2 separate regions of the Homo sapiens genome follow, and region 1 is linked to region 2. Evidence: chromatin loops called from intact Hi-C (ENCODE). Cell type or tissue: chondrocyte. All regions are shown on one strand. Each heading gives the region's core, and the rest is flanking DNA. Links, peaks and the distances in the headings are about the cores only. Region 1 overlaps CACNA1I (calcium voltage-gated channel subunit alpha1 I). Region 2 overlaps FAM83F (family with sequence similarity 83 member F).

Region 1 (8,322 bases), core at 200-8,199, 410 kb after region 2:
ATCGCTTGAACCCAGGAGGCGGAGGTTGCAGTGAGCCGAGATCACGCCACTGCACTCCAGCCTGGCAACAGAGCAAGACTCCGTCTCAAAGAAAAAAAAAAACTTTAGCCACTTATGATTATAATTAACTCCCTAGAAGATGTGAACAACCCTCTCCTTTTCCCGCCACGCAGTCCCCTGCCCACCCACACGATGCCCAGCCCAGGATGACACCTCCACTCCACCTTTGCACATGCCAATCTATCTGCCAGGCACACCCTCTCCAACCCTCAGCTGATGAGTGTCTTCCAAAACCAGCCCCTGAGAAGACGTCCCTGACACTCTACGTCCACCCTCACTACTCCCAGCACCTTATCTAGCAGCAGCACCTGCGGATCGCGTAGGCACACGAGGCTGTGCACGCAGCTCTCTACACCCACGGTGGCATTTCAGCCTTCCTAACCAGATGGACATGGGTATTATTAACTTCTCTTGAGAGCTGGGGAAATAGAGGCACGGAGAGGCACGTGGCTTACTCAGGGTCCCACAGCCAGTGGGTGGAGGCCCTGGGACCAGAACCTGGCCTGACAGCACAGAGCAAACCTCCAGCTGGTTGTGCAGCCGAGGGGATGGCAGCCTTCCCCACAGCATTGTCAGGGACTGTGAGCTCGGGCTCAGGGCTGCCCCTGAGCTCCCCAGGGTCTGCCTCGCCCCTGCGCCACAGCCTGGGTCGGGGGAACTATCACCTCTCTGGCCAGGCCTTGGCAGTGACTGCCCTCGTTTCTTACTGGAGAAAACAGCACTTTTCATATGTAAATGACTCAGGCAGTATGCTTAAGGAAGCAAGGCAGTGCCTTGAGAGATGTACAGGCTGGGGGTGGGGTGGGGCGGGGGCACATTTAGAGATAATTCAGCCCCATCTTGCCAAGGCCCAGAGAGAGGCGGTGACTTAGGAAAGGTCACACAGAGAGGAACCAGAACCCAGACTCCCAACTCCTAATTTGGCGCTTCCTTCCTCCCTCCCCAACCACCTCTCTGCTGTCTTCCTCTCTTTATCCATCAGAGGCTGAGTGGCCTGAACAAGGACCTGCAGGGGTGGGGTGGAGAGACATGTATTTTATACGATTCTGTAAGCAGCACCATGATGTCCATGTCCCCCGCTCATCCTGGACAAAGTTGAGAGCCACGTATTTAATCCAGTTTATCCTCCTGCTTTGTTTGTACGAGTAGGGAAACCGAGGCCCAGAGATGCCAAGGGACTTCTCAGGTCACACAGCAGGCATATGGCAGAGCTAAGACCAGAACTTTTATTCTCTGACCCACACTTGCATCTTCCTGGTTGTTCATGCTGGAGCTTTGCAGCCTTTGCTGTATTTTTAAACCGCAGGCAACCAGCCCACTCCTCATGGCTTTGCAATTAATAACCCGTCATTTGACTGCGCCCATCACCAGCTCTCTAGCTTGCCCTCTAGAAATGAGACTAAAAGCTACGGGCTACTGTTGAAAAGACTGTGTCCCGGCTGGGCACGGTGGCTCACGCTTGTAATCCCAGCACTTTGGGAGACCGAGACGGGTGGATCACAAGGTCAGGAGTTGGAGACCAGCCTGGCCAACACAGTGAAACCCCGTCTCTACTAAAAATACAAAAATTAGCTGGACGTGGTGGTGGGCACCTGTAATCCCAGCTACTCGGGAGACTGAGGCAGGAGAATCTCTTGAACCGGGAGGTGGAGGTTGCAGTGAGCCAAGATCATGCCACTGCACTCCAGCCTGGGTGACAGGGCTAGATGCTGTCTCAAAAAAAAAAAAAAAAAAGACTGTGTCCCAGGGCAGAAGCAGCTCAAACCATAAGTAGGAGAAATGTCTGCAGGAAAATCATATTTTAAAAAAAAGAAAATAAAAAAACCAGGCAACTATGAAATCTCTCTAGGAAGCACTTCTGAGAGCCTGAGCCACCCCTTCCCCACCTCAAGTCACTAATCCCCTGGTGGCTCTGGGCAGGGGACCTGGCACCTGAGGACAAAACTGTCTGTCCCGCGAAATGAGGGTTAGACCAATGGACTTTAAGCCCCACGTGCTCCAACAGCCTGCGGCTCCCGCAGAATCGCCTGTGAGTATCTGCAGGGCCCTTCCAGGGGAACACCAGCTGCTGGAGGGCCAGTGCTCCCAGTAACTCCCCAGTGCTGGTTCTGAGAGAACCAGGCTGTCCTCTGAGAAGCGGAATCAGGCTCAGGGGCGGGAAGCCGACACTCCCCCAACTGCCCAGCGGTGGCCACTAGCAGGAGGAGACCCTGAGGAAAGGCTCGGAGCCCGCTCGGAGCTCCTCTGTAATTGGAGCGCAGGGGGATGTTGGGCACAGGGTCAATCCCTGCCTTCCCAGAGGCCAGGGCAGGCTGGTGCTGGGGACCGGGAGTGTCCTCCACCTCCGGGGAGCAGCTTAATGAACTCCCCACACAGCAGGAGAGGAACCAGGAGGAGCAAAGAGGACCTGGAGGGAGAGGCACAGGCGCCCACACACACGTGCAAGGCGCACGCACGCTCTTCACACACACACACCCTCACAGGCACACACATGCTCGCTACACACACACTCTTCATACACACACCCTCACAGAGACATACACACTCTTCACACACGCGCTCTCACAAACACACCCTCACAGGCACACACATGCACTTCACACACATACCCTCACAGGCACACCCCTTCATGGACACACGCACGTTCAGAGGCGCACACACACCCTTGACACATACACACCCTTTCACACACACCCTCACAGGCACACACACAAACACGTCACACATACACCCTCACAGGCGCACACACACACTTCACACACACACACCCTCACAGGCACACCCCTTTATGGACGCACACACGCTCAGAGGCACACACACACTCTTGACACGTACACACCCTTTCACAGACATACACACCCCCACAGGCACACATAGGCTCATAGACACACGCATGTTCACAGGCACGCATACTTTCATAACACACCTCCTCACAGCACACACACCCTCACAGCCACACACCCCTCACAGGCATACCCCCTCGCAGCACACATACACACACAGGCACACACACACACAGGCACACACACCCTCACAGGCACACACACATCACAGCAAACACTCTCACAGGCACACACACCCTCACAGGCACACACACACAAGCACACATATGCTCAGGCATGAACATATTCATAGGCATACACAGACACCCTCCCAGGCAGACACAGCACACACCCTCACAACACACACACTTTCATAGGCACGCACTCTCACATGTACACACCCTTACATGTGCCCATTCACGTGTGCAGGCTTTCACATTTGCTCACTTGTGCACACACATCCTCAGATGCACACATTGTCACATGCACACACACTCTCCCATGTACTTACATGTGCACACGCACCTCACAGGCACATACTCACCTGTGCACACCCTTCATTGCACACACACTCGTGCACACACGTCCTCACACGTGTTCTCTGGTGGACACACACCCTCACACCCACACACACCCTCACACCCACACACACCCTCACACAGATGTAGAGAAGCCCGCCTGGCAAGAGCGAGGCCTCCGCCCGTGTCCCGTCCCATGCCCCTAAGCCCGCCTGCAGCCTCAGCGGTCCCATCACAGTGCTGCCCCCTGCTGGGCAGACCCTAGACCGGACAAGAGGTTCAGATCAAGATCACGTACAAACATCCCTTGTGTGCGACCCTCTGCAACGTGCACACACCTCTGGAAGGTGGCGGTGCCTGTGGGCTCCGTGGCCTGGAGTGTGACCATGGTCCCATGGCAGCTGCCTGCTGAGGGCAGCCCCCGCCGTCCCCCAGGACAGAAACAAGCAGCACTGTGGGTGGGAGCCAGGAGCGACGTGGCCCTCTGTGCTGGCCCCTGAGAGCTGAGGTCCCTCCCGCCCACCCAGGTGCCCACACCAGACACTCAAGGAGGACCTGGACTGGGCCCAGCAGTCCCTCTCCCACCCACTTGCTGCTCTGCATCCCACCCCCACCCCTGCCCAGTACCGGCCATTCGCTCACACCTGTTCCAGGAGCAGTCCCATGTCCAGCTCACCCCCACTGCCCCCCCCACCGCCCCCCCCACACCGCACTCTGGCCAGGGGTGTTTCTAAAGCAACCACTTGCTAACCTCTTCCTATGCTCCCACTGCCCTCAGGCACATGGTCCATGCCCAGGCCCTGTCCTCTCCAGCCTCATGCCCCACCCCTTGGTCCACCCAGCCTGTAACCCCCAGCTCCTGCAGCTCCCTCCCCAAGCCCTTTACACTCCCTGAACCCCCGCTACTGCCGCCCAGCCCTCCCCCTCCACCTACTCAATCCCCATCCTCCCCTGGGTCTCAACTCAGACATCCCCTTCTCCCGGAGGCCTCCCGACCCCCAGCCCCATTCTCCCTGCCTCCTCATGCCCGGCACAGGAGCATGTATAGCTCTGTGGTCCTGGCACAGTACACAGCTCAGTACACCTGCTGTGTCCATTTCACACGTGTCTTTGGCGCGCCTTCTGTCCGCCAGGCAGAGTTCTGGGTGCTGAGTGTACGGAGGCCACCTTTTGGCTCATTTCCCAGTAAAGTCAGGTGGGGCACATGGGAGAAAATCACACACTGTTGGGGAAGGTGTGCTGGTTTGGCTTGGTCCTTCCTGAACTGCTGTTTGGTCACACTGAATTGCTGTGTGACCCTGGACTAGCCACGACCCTCTCTGGACCTTAGTTTCCTCATTTGTTAAATGTGGGAAAGATGGTTTTGAACTAGGTGATCTTCAAGGAGCCCTCTGGGATTGGAGGGGATGAGGACAGAGAGAAGCTGGCCCTAAAATGGCCTCTCCGCATGTCCCCTCCCTGTGCCCAAGGGGGTCTCCCTAGGGCAGTGGGAAGGGGCCAGGCTGGTAGAGCTGAACTCCCCCTCCCCCTCCCGCACAGCTTTGGTTCCCACTACTCACTTGCCCTACCTCGCCTCCCAAACCCTTCCCCAAGACCCTCACAGTAGCACTGAGGACCCCCAGCGTTTTCTATCGTATTGTGACCTTGAGACCCCAGCCCCCAGGCCCCCTCTGTGCCCTACCCAAGCCAAGCCAGTCCCTCTCAGAACAAAGCAGGATTGGGCCACCCTCCAGGCTCAGAAAGCTCTGCCACCCTCCTGGTCACCTTGCTCCACAGATATTCTGAAGCATGGCCTCTCCTGCCCCGCCAGGCCTGCCCAGACTGACTGATGCATTCTGCAAGCCCGGGGTCAGGCCAGCCCCACAGGGCGCTCAGGATGGATGGACCACAGAGGTTGGCTGGGTGGGGTGGGTGACAGAGCCCCAAGGCCCCAGGGCTAGGAATAAAGGAATGGGGACAGCACTACCTGTGGAGGGGGAGCAGGTGCCAGGAGACCTGTACTCTTTGGCAGATGGGGAAACAGAAGCTCAGGCAGGGAAGAGAAGCAAGGGGTCAGACACAGCCAGGAAATAAACTGGGCTGAGGACAGACAGAACTCTGTTCAGATTCCAGCTCTGCCGCTGAATTGCTGTGTGACTTTGTGTGAGTCACTTAACTTCTCTGAGCCTCCCACAGGTTGTTGAGCCATCAGATGTCAAGTTCCTGGACCATAGGAAGTGGGTAAATGCGTATAAAAGCCCCAGGCAGCCAGGTGCAGTGGCTCATGCCTGTAATCCTAGCACTTTGGGAAGCCAAGGTGGGTGGATCACCTGAGGTCAGGAGTTCGAGACCAGCCTGACCAATATGGTGAAACCTCATCCCTACTAAAAATACAAAAATTAGCCAGGCATGGTGGCACATGCCTGTAGTCCCAGCTACTCATGAGGGTGAGACAGGAGGAGAATTGCTTGAACCTGGGAGGCAGAAGTTGCAGTGAGCCAAGTTCACACCACTGGACTCCAGTCTGGGCAACAGAGCTACGGGCTGTGTCTCAAAAAAAACAAACAAACAAACAAACAAACAACAACAACAAAAAAAAACCAGGAAGGCAGGCAGGGCCCTCATCCTCTCTTTCCCCAGTCTTCACCCCATTCCTAGAAGAGAGCAGTGAGGAGTCAGAAGACCTAACTGACTCCAGCCTTTGCTACTCACTGGCAGTGCGTCCCTGGGCAGGTAACCTCGTGTCTCCAAGTCTTAGTTTTTTCATCTGTAAAATGGCAACAGCTCACCTCCCTCAGAATGACTGTAAGGCTCAAAACAGGTCATGGACATGAAAACTCTACAGGGCTTATGGTTGCAAGATAACCTCTCTTAATACTAGGTGGGTGGGCAGGTGGATGGATGTGTGGGTGGACAGATGGATGGATGGACAGGTGGATGGGTGGATGAGTGGATGGACAGGTGGATGTCTGGCTGACTATACAGATGAATGAATGGACAAATGGAAAGATGGCTAGAAAGATGAGCAGATGTATGTATGTACGTATGGATGGATGGATGGATGGATGGATGGATGGATGGATGGACAGGTGGATGGGTGGACAGGTAGATGGATGGACGGGTGGGTGAATGGATGGATGAGTGGATGGATGGATGGATGGGTGGGTGGATGGATGGGTGGGTGGATGGATGGACAGGTGGATGGGTGGACAGGTAGATGGATGGACAGGTGGGTGGGTGGACAGGTGGGTGGGTGGATGGGTGGGTGGGTGGATGGATGGATGGATGGATGGATGGATGGATGGATGGATAGACAGGTGGATGGGTGGACAGGTAGATGGATGGATGGATGGATGGATGGACGGACGGACGGATGGATGGATGGATGGACAGGTGGATAGGTGGACGGGTGGATGGATGAACCGGTGGCTAGGCATATGGGTGAGTAGGTACATCGATCTGTGGTGGGTGAATGACAGAGCTCGACTTCTAAGTCAGTCAGCACAAGTGAGGGAGTCAGGTTTCATTGCCCCAGTGAAATGCTCTACGACGTCCTCCTTCAAACTAAGCAACTTCTTTTCCTATGGGTGCTTGCCTTGACATCCTATGAAGACCACTCTCCCATAAACTCTTCGTCCCTGAAAAGCCAGACTCCCCAGCATGCTCTCCAGACTCTCCTGGGACTCAGAAGCATTGGGACCACCTGCCAGTGTCTTCAGGCCCATGAGCTCTATGGGAGCAGGGCACATCTGTCTAGATAGACACCGCAGGATCCCTGAGCACACCCGGGCCCTAATCAGTCTTCTCCAAGTGAACGAAGCAGGGTGGGGGGGTGGGCATTGGCTAGGTAGGCCAGGGATGGGTTGGCCAGGGATGGATCAGCCAGGAATGTGTGGACAGGGCGGGGCTGACTCACTGGGCACGCGGTTGATGGCTTTGAGGGGCCTCAGGACGCGCACGGTGCGGATGGCTGACAGGTTGATGTTCTGAAGGTCCAGGGAGTACTCGACCATCCTGCAGAGAAAGGAGAGAGAGTGAGGGATGGTGCTGGAGGCCAGCTGGGGCCAGGGCCCGGGCCACAGCATTCTCCAGCCACCTGCGCACTACTGCCTGGACAGGGCAAGTAAAGACAGCAGTCGGATCTCCAGCTACACCTGGCCAACATGTGGCCTGGGGTTGGTGGCCCTTGTCTCCTCCTCTGTAAATGGCGCCGGTGACAGATGTGGGCAAGGGCTTAGAGCATGAAGGGAGCACAGATGTTGGGCTCCCACTGTGTGCCCAGCGCTGTGCCAGGTGGCTCCTGCCCCAGCGCATCCTCCTGGCCCGTGGCCCATGTCAGCCCCAGCTTCCACAGCAGCCTCTGAAAGTGGGAGGAACATCTCCTGCACCAAACGGCTCCACACCCCACATCCCTTCCATGCTCAACTAGCCCTGCAGCTCTTTGGAGGCAGTTTGCCTCCTTCAGGAAGTCTTCCCAGATCTCCCTCAAGAGGCAGACCTCTGAGGTCCCTTCACGGTGGAAGCACAGCAAACCTCATTTGAGGGCGACTGGGAGATGGGCCCGGCCTGCATTTCCAGGATGACCCCCCCTGCCCCCCATCACCAGACCCTTCCCCTGGCACCTCCCACCCCAGGACTTCAGCACTGCTGCCAGCTCCACCTGTCACCACCCATGTCACCACTGTCAGTAGGAAATGAAGGCTTTTCCTACATGCTGCACAAACCTGTCCGACTGTTGTGAAGCTGCCACCCCCTCCCGCTGCTTGAAGAGTCATTGAGTGAAAGCTCCATTCGTTCCCTGAAATGCCACCACCATCCATCCCCCACCCGCTGGAGCGCATGCACACACACTTCCATACCTGTGTGCACACACGCACAGTCACACACCTGCATACACAGAGTCACGTACATGCACACAACCACACACCCACAGTCACACCCAT
Region 2 (8,322 bases), core at 284-8,283:
TCCGCCCTTTGCACTGGCCCCTCATAGCTATGAAGAATTTGGAAGTGTTCATTAAGCATTCTCCAATTCTTGAAGCTTATAACAATGGGAAGATCCCTGTAAAGGAATCTGATCCAAAAGACAAGGGGACAGCTGACAGCTGATACTGCTTGCTTGGGCAGTGGGTGTAGCCATTGCCAAAGACCAAGAGCAATGAGGCAGGGAAACTCTCTAAAGAGGGCTGATTACAGAGGGCATGCTTATAAGCATTTATTGCATGTCTGGGAGCATTTACTGTGCAACACATCCCTTGTGTCTGTCTCACCTTCTAAATCACCTATCATTTTTTATGACCACACTTCCTGAGAAGCTACTTAGTTAAGCAGCAAACACTGGACCCCCTCATGTGTGCTGGCCAATGCTAGACACACAGGAGGCAGCTCACAAGAGAACCAGGATTATGGTTAATAATAACTACCCTTTGGTGGACACTTGCTGTGTGTCATACACTGTACTGAGGGCTTTACGTGGATTATGGCTGTTAATCTTCACAACAACCATTGTTATCCACATTTTCTAGATAGGAAAATGGAGGCACTGAAGGGCTAACTAACCCATCGTTGAACCTAGGCGGTCTGACTCCAACGAGTAAGCTCTTGTCCACGCTGCTATATTGCCTCTGGGATGTCTGACTTGGGAACCCCACAGTGCAGCTGGGGAGATGACCAGCCCTCAATGAACAGTTGTCCTCGTAGTCTTTAGTATCTCAGCCCCATCCTCTTTACCCCCTATAAACTCAAGGAAAGAAATACACCTCTTTCCGGCTAAATTACTGCCTCTGGTGGTCCTTCCTCCACGTCCCAACTGAGATCTGGCTTTTCTCCCACTCCCTTCAAATAGCTTCCTTCCCTTTCTTCTCTATTTTCTTATCCTAGCTTTTTAAATAATGGCCTGCGGCCATCTCCACCACCAGGAATGCTCTCTCGTTTTCTCTCTCTGAACCTGGCTTCTAGCCCTAACTCTACTGAAATTCATTTCTCTAAGCTCATCTATAACCTTTTTGTGGCCAAGATCCAAGAGACTTTCTCAGTCCTTGTTTCCATGGCTTCACCAATACGTTTTACTCTGAGAATCTTTTCTTTGCTTCCCCAAATAGCCAGCTTTCCTCCTACCTCTACAACTGTTCATGCTCTTTTCCCTACCATCTCTTTCTCTAAGCTCCTTCAAAGGAATCTGTCTGCACTTCTCTCCTTATGTTGTCTCTGGGGGCGTGCGACGCTCGCAGGACTCAGCAAGCTCAGCTGGGTCATTATCCTACTTTCACCTCTAAGATGAGAATTCTATCTCTCCATCTCCACCCTTCATTCTGCAGCTTGTTTGCTGCGTGACTTTTTGCAAGTCACACAAACTATCTAAGCTTCAGTTTCCTCGTTTCTAAAATGAATATATTGAATCGGATTTGTTATTCTCCACCTAAGATAATGATAAAACCTAACATTTTAACCCACATACCAGGCCAGGCGTAGTGGTTCATGCCTGTAATCCTCCCAGCACTTTGGGAGGCAGAGGCAGGTGGATCATGGAAGTCAGAGGTTCAAGACCAGGCTGGCCAAAATGGCAAAACCTCATCTCTACTAAAAATACAAAAATTAGCTGGGTATGGTGGCGCGCACCTGTAATCCCAGCTACTCAGGAGGCTGAGGCAGGAGAACTGCTTCAACCTGGGAGGTGGAGGTTGCAGTGAGCTGAGATCGCGCCACTGCACTCAAGCCTGGGCAACAAAGGGAGACTCCATCTCAAATTAAAAAAACTGCATACTATGCCAGGCAGGACTAAGTGGAAAATGAAAGCATGGGGTTCTGTGTTCACAGGTTTCATGCCCATGAAGCCAGCTCTAGTACCAGCCTCTGCTCCAAGCATTGTATATGTATGAGCTTATTCAGTCCTCATAGTAACTTTCTGAGGTAGATACAGATGAAGAAAGTAAGGCAGAGATAGGTTAAGCAGTTGCCCAAGGTCAGTTTTTAATTGGTAGAATTGAGGAAAATAACACTTGCCTGTTGGGGCTGTTGTGAGACTCACGGGTGCAGGTGCATAGGGAAGGCTGGTTCCTGTCCAGGGACCCCTCAGCCCGGCCATGCCCATTCTCCGGCAGAGAGTTTGTCCATGTGGTTTCTGCTGCCTATGATGCCCCCTCTTCCTCTGCCTGTCCCCAAGTCTACACTTTCTTCAAAGCTCAGTTCAAGCCCCTCCTCCTCCTCTGAGGGGTTTCTGCAGCCGAGGCAGGCCCACATCTCCCTTCCCCTGGCAGATTTCCTGAGCACCCATAGTGAAGGCAGCCCCCTCCCTGCCTTAGGAGCACTCGCTGGCCTTTGCGTACTCCAGGCTCAGTAATAACCAATCCTACAAGGCCAGAGGAAAAACTTTTTTCTCCATATCCTTGGAGCAGCTTGCTGTAGACTGTCTCACCCACCAGACAGGAAGGCTTTGCGGGCAAAACCTATATTTGAGTTATCTGAGTCTTCACTGTGTCCTCGATAATTGTGATTCTCATAATTCTCCTAAAAGAGTTCTGTCTAGGCTCTGGACCTTTCCCTGGAATGCCTTGCCTCATTGTCCCCTCCTCCATTCACTCCTCAGGTATCGGCTCAGAGATTACCTCCTCCTCCAGGAAGCCTACCCTGTTCTTCTCCCCCAGGTTAAGTGCCTCCTCTGGGCTTCTTTACATGCTGTGCTTTCCCATCAGAACACTTGCCTCCCAGTATCCATCTTCCTAACCATGTTCTGAACATTTGAAGGTAAAGGCCAGGTCTATCTTATCACAGTGCCTGGAACACAGTAAGTTCTCAATAAGTTCGTTTGAACAAATGAATGAACGAATGAATGAATGAAAAAATTAAATGTTGAGCAGGTGCAGTGGCTCACATCTGTAAGCCCAGCTACTTGGGAGGCTGAGGTGGGAGGATCACTTGAGCCCAGGAGTTAGAGACCAGCCTAGACAACATAGCAAGACCCCATCCCTAAAGTTTTTTTTTTAATTAGCTGGGCAGGGTGGTGCATGCCTGTAGTCCCAGCTACTTGGGAGGCTGAGGCGGGAGGATCACCTGAACCTAGGAGTTTGAGGTTGCGGTGAGTTATGATTATGTCATTGCACTCCAACCTGGCAACAGAGACCCCCATCTCTTAAAAAAAAAGTTGGTGAAAACTCTGGGCTCTGCAGGCATCTCAGCACAGGGCTTGGCACCTGATGGGTGCTTATGTACATTTATGAAATGGGTGAGAACAAATCCAGAATTTCTGTTCAGAAGAAGCCTTAGTGGCAGCGGTCTGGTTGGAGGAGTGAGACTAGTGAATTCCTCTTGACAGAACAATGACAAGGTAAACATGAGAGTTGAGAGTCCGTGTTGGGAGCGGAGGCATAAAGGAGAGGTGTCCTAGGCCAGAGGTCAGCAAGCCCAGGCTTGAGGACCAAATCCAGCCCACTGCCTGTTTTGGCACAGCCTGTGAGCTAAGACTGGTTTTTGCTTTTGTTTTTTTGTTTGTTTGTTTTTGAGATGGAGTCTAGCTCTGTTGCCCAGGCTGAAGTGCAGTGGCATGATCTCAGCTCACTGCAACCTCCGCCTCCCAGGTTTAAGCAATTCCTACGCCTCAGCCTCCCGAGTAGCTGGGATTACAGGCATGTGCCACCACACCAGGCTAATTTTTGTATTTTTAATAGAGACAGGGTTTCACCACGTTGGCCAGGCTGGTTTCGAACTCCTGACCTCAGGTGATCCACCCACCTCGGCCTCCCAAAGTGCTGAGGTCACAGGCATGAGCCACCGCACCTGGCCGGTTTTTGCATATTAAAAGAATATTACTACTTTGTGATACATGAAAATTATGGATTCAGATTTCAGTATTCATAAGGTTTCACTGGAACATGGCCACACCTGCTTGTTTCTGTACTGTCTAGGGGTGCCTCAGTGCTATGACAGTAGCTGCAACAGACACACTGAATGTTCACTTTTTGGCCCGCCACAGAAGGAGCTTGCAGATCCCTGCTTTGGCCGTCTAGCTGACCTAGGGGAGGAAGGACGTATGCTGCCAGCCAGCCACAAGGTGTCAGCCTCTCACCATGATGCTGCCAGCCGCGTGGGCTTCTCCAAGTTCTCCAAGGCTTCTCTCCAGGGCCACCTGCGCAGGACCAGGACTGTGGCCCCTAGACCCCGTCCCACCAGGCTATAGTCACTAGTGTGAAAGCCAAAGACATCAAGGCGGGGTGTGGAATCTACATGAGGAGTACAGGCCTGGCTTGGGAAGCCCCATGGCCTGGAGAAGGGTTGGCAGACTTCTCCGGACATGCTCTGTTTCTTTGATTTAGGTTTTATTTGTATTTTGTATACAAAAGATTCTCCAAACAAACTAAAATTGTTTATTTCACCACAAACTATCAATCCAGAAAGGTTGTGGGACTTTTGCACAACCAGATAAGACCGCAGCCCTCTAAGGATGAACCTGCATGAGGGGAACACAGGTCCCTGCCAAGCAGAGTGGCTCCGAAATGGCATCTCTGGCAGGTTTTCTCTCCCTTTCTGTCGAAACCTGGGCCTTGGCCAGGTGTGGTAGCTAATGCCTGTAATCCCAACACTTTGGGAGGCCAAGGCGGAAGGATCGCTTGAGGCCAGGAGTTCAAGTCTAGCTTGGGTAACACAGTGAGATCCTATCTCTACAAAAAAATATTGAAAATTAGGGCAGGAGCGTTGGTGCAAGCCACTACTACTACTAGCTACTTGGGAAGCTGAGGATGGAAGATCTCAAGGAACTCATTGAGCCCAGGAGTTTGAGGCTGCAGGAAGCCATGATTACGCCACTGCACTCCAGCCTGGGTGACGGAGCAAGATCATCTTAAAAAAGCAAAAAAGAAAGAAAGAAAGAAAAAAGAAACCTGAACTCTGTAGCTTCCTTCAGGTGAACAAGCAGTTAGCCCTGTGTGCCAACGATTCAATATGAAAGTGGTAAATTTCACAGGGAATTAAAGGGGAGGATCTAGGAGAGAAGATCCCAAAAGGAAAATAAGCCACTGGAGGTCACAACCCTGGAGGCTCCTCCGATGCCCAGCTGTTTGCGTCAGCCCCTGTGCTAGGTGCTTCACGTGGTTACTCTGGAGAGTCGTCTCGAGATCATCCCCATTTGACACATGAGGAAACAGGAAAGTTCGGGGATGTGAAATTGCTTGCTGGGGTCATTAGCTGTTCGGTGGCAGAGATAGGATTTCAGCCCTTGCCTGCCTGTTCTGAAGCCTGTCCTCTCTATGCCATGCGCCCCCGCCAAGGTCATGCAGGCATACCACTTCAATACCATGCCTTCCTCGCTCACCATGGATCCCCAGGCCGGGCACCCAGCAAATATCCACCGGATGAATAAATGGGTGCAGGCCTGCAAGCACTGCAGCGAACCTTTCCCTGTGCAGTCGCCTAACTTCCAAGACACTTCCAGGAAGAGATGAGGCAGAGAGTCAAAGCTGCGAGCAGGAAATAAGAATCATGACGCATGGTTTTCTGCACACCATGGGCTCTTTTCCCCTTGCTTGTACCCACAGCACTGTGGGCACCGCGGACATACTGCCTGTTCTTGCCTTTTGCTCCTTTCCTCCCCCAGCTCCCACGCGCTTGCTGGCTTCCGTGGCAGGCCCTAGCCCATCTCCTTCTATTACGTGGACATCTGCTCCTAAAGCTGCTTTTCAGTGGCTGCAGGCAATGCCCTAACTTCTAGCCATTTTTCTAAATGAAAACTTGATTCCAGCCGGCTGTCACTGTGAAAGTGCTCTAGGACGGTCCAGATAACCAGATTCTAGCCCTTCCTGCGACTCATTGGGTGACTTTGGACAAATTTCCTCACCTTGGGCCCTCCTTTCTATGCTAGCTTTTGAAAGGAAGCATGCAGACAGGGCCATCCTTGAGCAGCTAGAGGCCTGCAGGCCCAGTGCCACCTAGTCTGGACCACCCAGGAGATGAAGACCATGCACTTAGGACAGATGAAGAAAGGAGAAGCCTTCCTAGAGGAAAGGATTAGATCAGGAGGGACTTTTGATAAACCCAGTCCTTAAGAAATTAAATCACAGCAGAACCCCATTTGGCATATACGGTATTAGAAGTCAGGAATGAGACAGAAAGGGTCATGATCAATTCTAGAACCTCTATGACACATCCTGTTTATTCACCTGGCTAATTCTCTGTACTGAATGGCAGTCAAGTCTTCAATCATTTAACAAATAGGTATTAAGCATATATTGTGGCTGCAGAGCTGAGCCAGGCAGGTGAGGCACCAGTGCTCACAAAGCCCGCTCTCCAGGCTCAGGAACCCCAAGGACAGATGGGTACCTATCGTGCCAGGCAGCAGCACATGGCATCTAGAAGCAGGGCTTTCCTCAGTCCCTAGCTGGGAGAGCAGAAGCTGCAAGGGGAAGGGCGAGAAGTCCAGGCCTGCCTAACTGTGCAAGGTCTCTGGGCTGATCTCATGGTTACTTAGCCCCAGAACATACTCACGGCTGTGCCTGCCCTTCTTGCCCTTCTCCTCACTCAACCTTGGACTGGTTCTGCTCACTGAGCTGGGGGTACCTGATTTGCAGCAAACCTCCTGCCCCTGGAACAGCAGTGCAGACGATCAGCAGCAGCCACTACGTCCTTTGGGCAGGGAGGCAGGAGTGTGGCGCACTGCCAGATGAGAAATTGCATCCCTAGCGCACGGCAGGGCTAATTAGCTGCTAAGGGGGCTTTGTCAATGTTCACTGAGAATGTGGTCATGACAGGCAGGTAGCGATTCCTGCTTGGCCTGACTTGAGTGTGGAAGGCTCTCTGCTGTCAGCACTGGCTGCTTTTGGAGGTGGGTCCACCGCTGGGCACACACAGGTATGTGCAGTGGTACTGTCTGTGCAGGACGTAGCTGAGCCTGAAGGAAGAGGGACAGACTGGCAGGAAACCTGACAGGGAGCTGAGTGGAGTGAGGCAGATGTGTGTACATAAACACACCTGTCATGGGGAATATAAGGTGGTAAAGAACTAAGAAAGATAACCAGAACAGAAAGGAAAGATGCTACTGCGTCTCCCAGGAAGCAGCGTCTCAGGCAAGTCAGCCAACCTCTCTGGGCCAGGGTGCTGTGTCCAAGGTACCCAGGGCAGAGAGTGCATTGAAACACTTCGGAGAAGTGGCCTGTGCAGGCCACCAGGTCAGGACTGTGAAGAAAAGAGCCAGTGCTCTCAACGGGGGCACTTTTACCCCCCAGGGGACATGTGGTAACATCTGGAGACATTTTTGGTGGTCTCATCTGAAGGAGTGCTAGTGGCATTTAGTAGGTGGAAGCTAGGGATGTTGCTAAACGTACTATAATGCACAGGGCAGCCCCATCCCCAACAGAGGATTCTGCAGCTCCAAAGCATCACCATTGCCAAGACCCTGAGCTCAAGGAACAGACTCAGACCTGCATTCTCTGTGACGTGGGATCTGGGGAGAGTTGTGTGCCTCCTCATCTGAAAGATGGGGATAATGAACCTTAGCCAGGCTGGGCGTGGTGGCTCATGCCTGTAATCCCAGCAGTTTGGGAGGCCAAGGCAGGCAGATCACCTGAGGCCGGGAGTTCAAGATCAGCCTGACCAACATAGTGAAACCCTGTCTCTACTAAAAATACAAAAATTAGCCGGGCGTGGTGGCGCGTGCCTGTAATCTCAGCTACTCAGGAGGCTGAGGCCAGAGAATCACTTAAACCCAGGAGGTGGAGGTTGTAGCGAGCTGAGATGACGCCACTGCACTCCAGCCTGATCGACAGAGCAAGACATTGTCTCAAAAAAAAAACAAAACAATTACTTGCGCTTCTCATCATACAACCTTATGAGACCCACTCCCCCAATACACAGGAAAACTGTTACCTTTCTAAAGGGCTCTTTGTTGAGCTTTTCTTAGTTTGAAACCTTCATGTTACTAAAGCATCTAGCATGGTGACTGGCATATAGTAGGTGCTCAATAAATATGAAAAAGAGAAAAGCAATACAGTAGTAAACAAAAACAAAACAAAAAAATAGCCTGGCCGGGTACGGTGGCCTGTAATCCCAGCACTTTGGGAGGCCAAGGCGGGCGGATCACAAGGTCAGGAGATCAAGACCAACCTGGCTAACATGGTGAAACCCTGTCTCTAATAAAAATATAAAAAAATTAGCCAGGCATGGTGGTGGGCACCTGTAGTCATAGCTGCTCAGGAGGCTGAGGCAGAAGAATGGCGTGAACCCGGGAGGCGGAGCTTGCAGTGAGCCAAGATCGCTGTCACTGCACTCCAGCCTGGGCAACAGGGTGAGACTCTGTCTCAGAAAA

What was found. Hi-C counts contacts between places; a loop is a spot of excess contacts. Peaks named below come from ENCODE experiments on the same cell type or tissue, not always from the same donor. Only the 100,000 strongest peaks of a DNase experiment are listed, where the experiment ranks them.
Region 1: it touches region 2 in a loop (8-fold over the local background); 60 of 110 quality-filtered maps call a loop at or near these places.

What each region holds. Positions count from the first base shown.
Region 1 is chr22:39,618,381-39,626,702 of GRCh38, reverse strand. It overlaps CACNA1I (calcium voltage-gated channel subunit alpha1 I), which reads right to left. Exons shown (of 37, transcript NM_021096.4): 4 at 7,296-7,393. Among named protein-coding and RNA genes, the nearest start is that of CACNA1I, 52 kb to the right of the region's middle. RefSeq lists enhancers at 205-499, 3,488-3,597, 3,628-3,727. In chondrocyte, for the core only: CTCF peaks have their summits at 3,470 and 3,669 (motif pointing left); no DNase peak of the experiment used is centred there.
Region 2 is chr22:40,032,580-40,040,901 of GRCh38, reverse strand. FAM83F (family with sequence similarity 83 member F) reads right to left here. Exons shown (of 5, transcript NM_138435.4): 5 at 1-8,322. Among named protein-coding and RNA genes, the nearest start is that of TNRC6B-DT, 7.8 kb to the left of the region's middle. In chondrocyte, for the core only: CTCF peaks have their summits at 3,870 and 4,077 (motif pointing right); no DNase peak of the experiment used is centred there.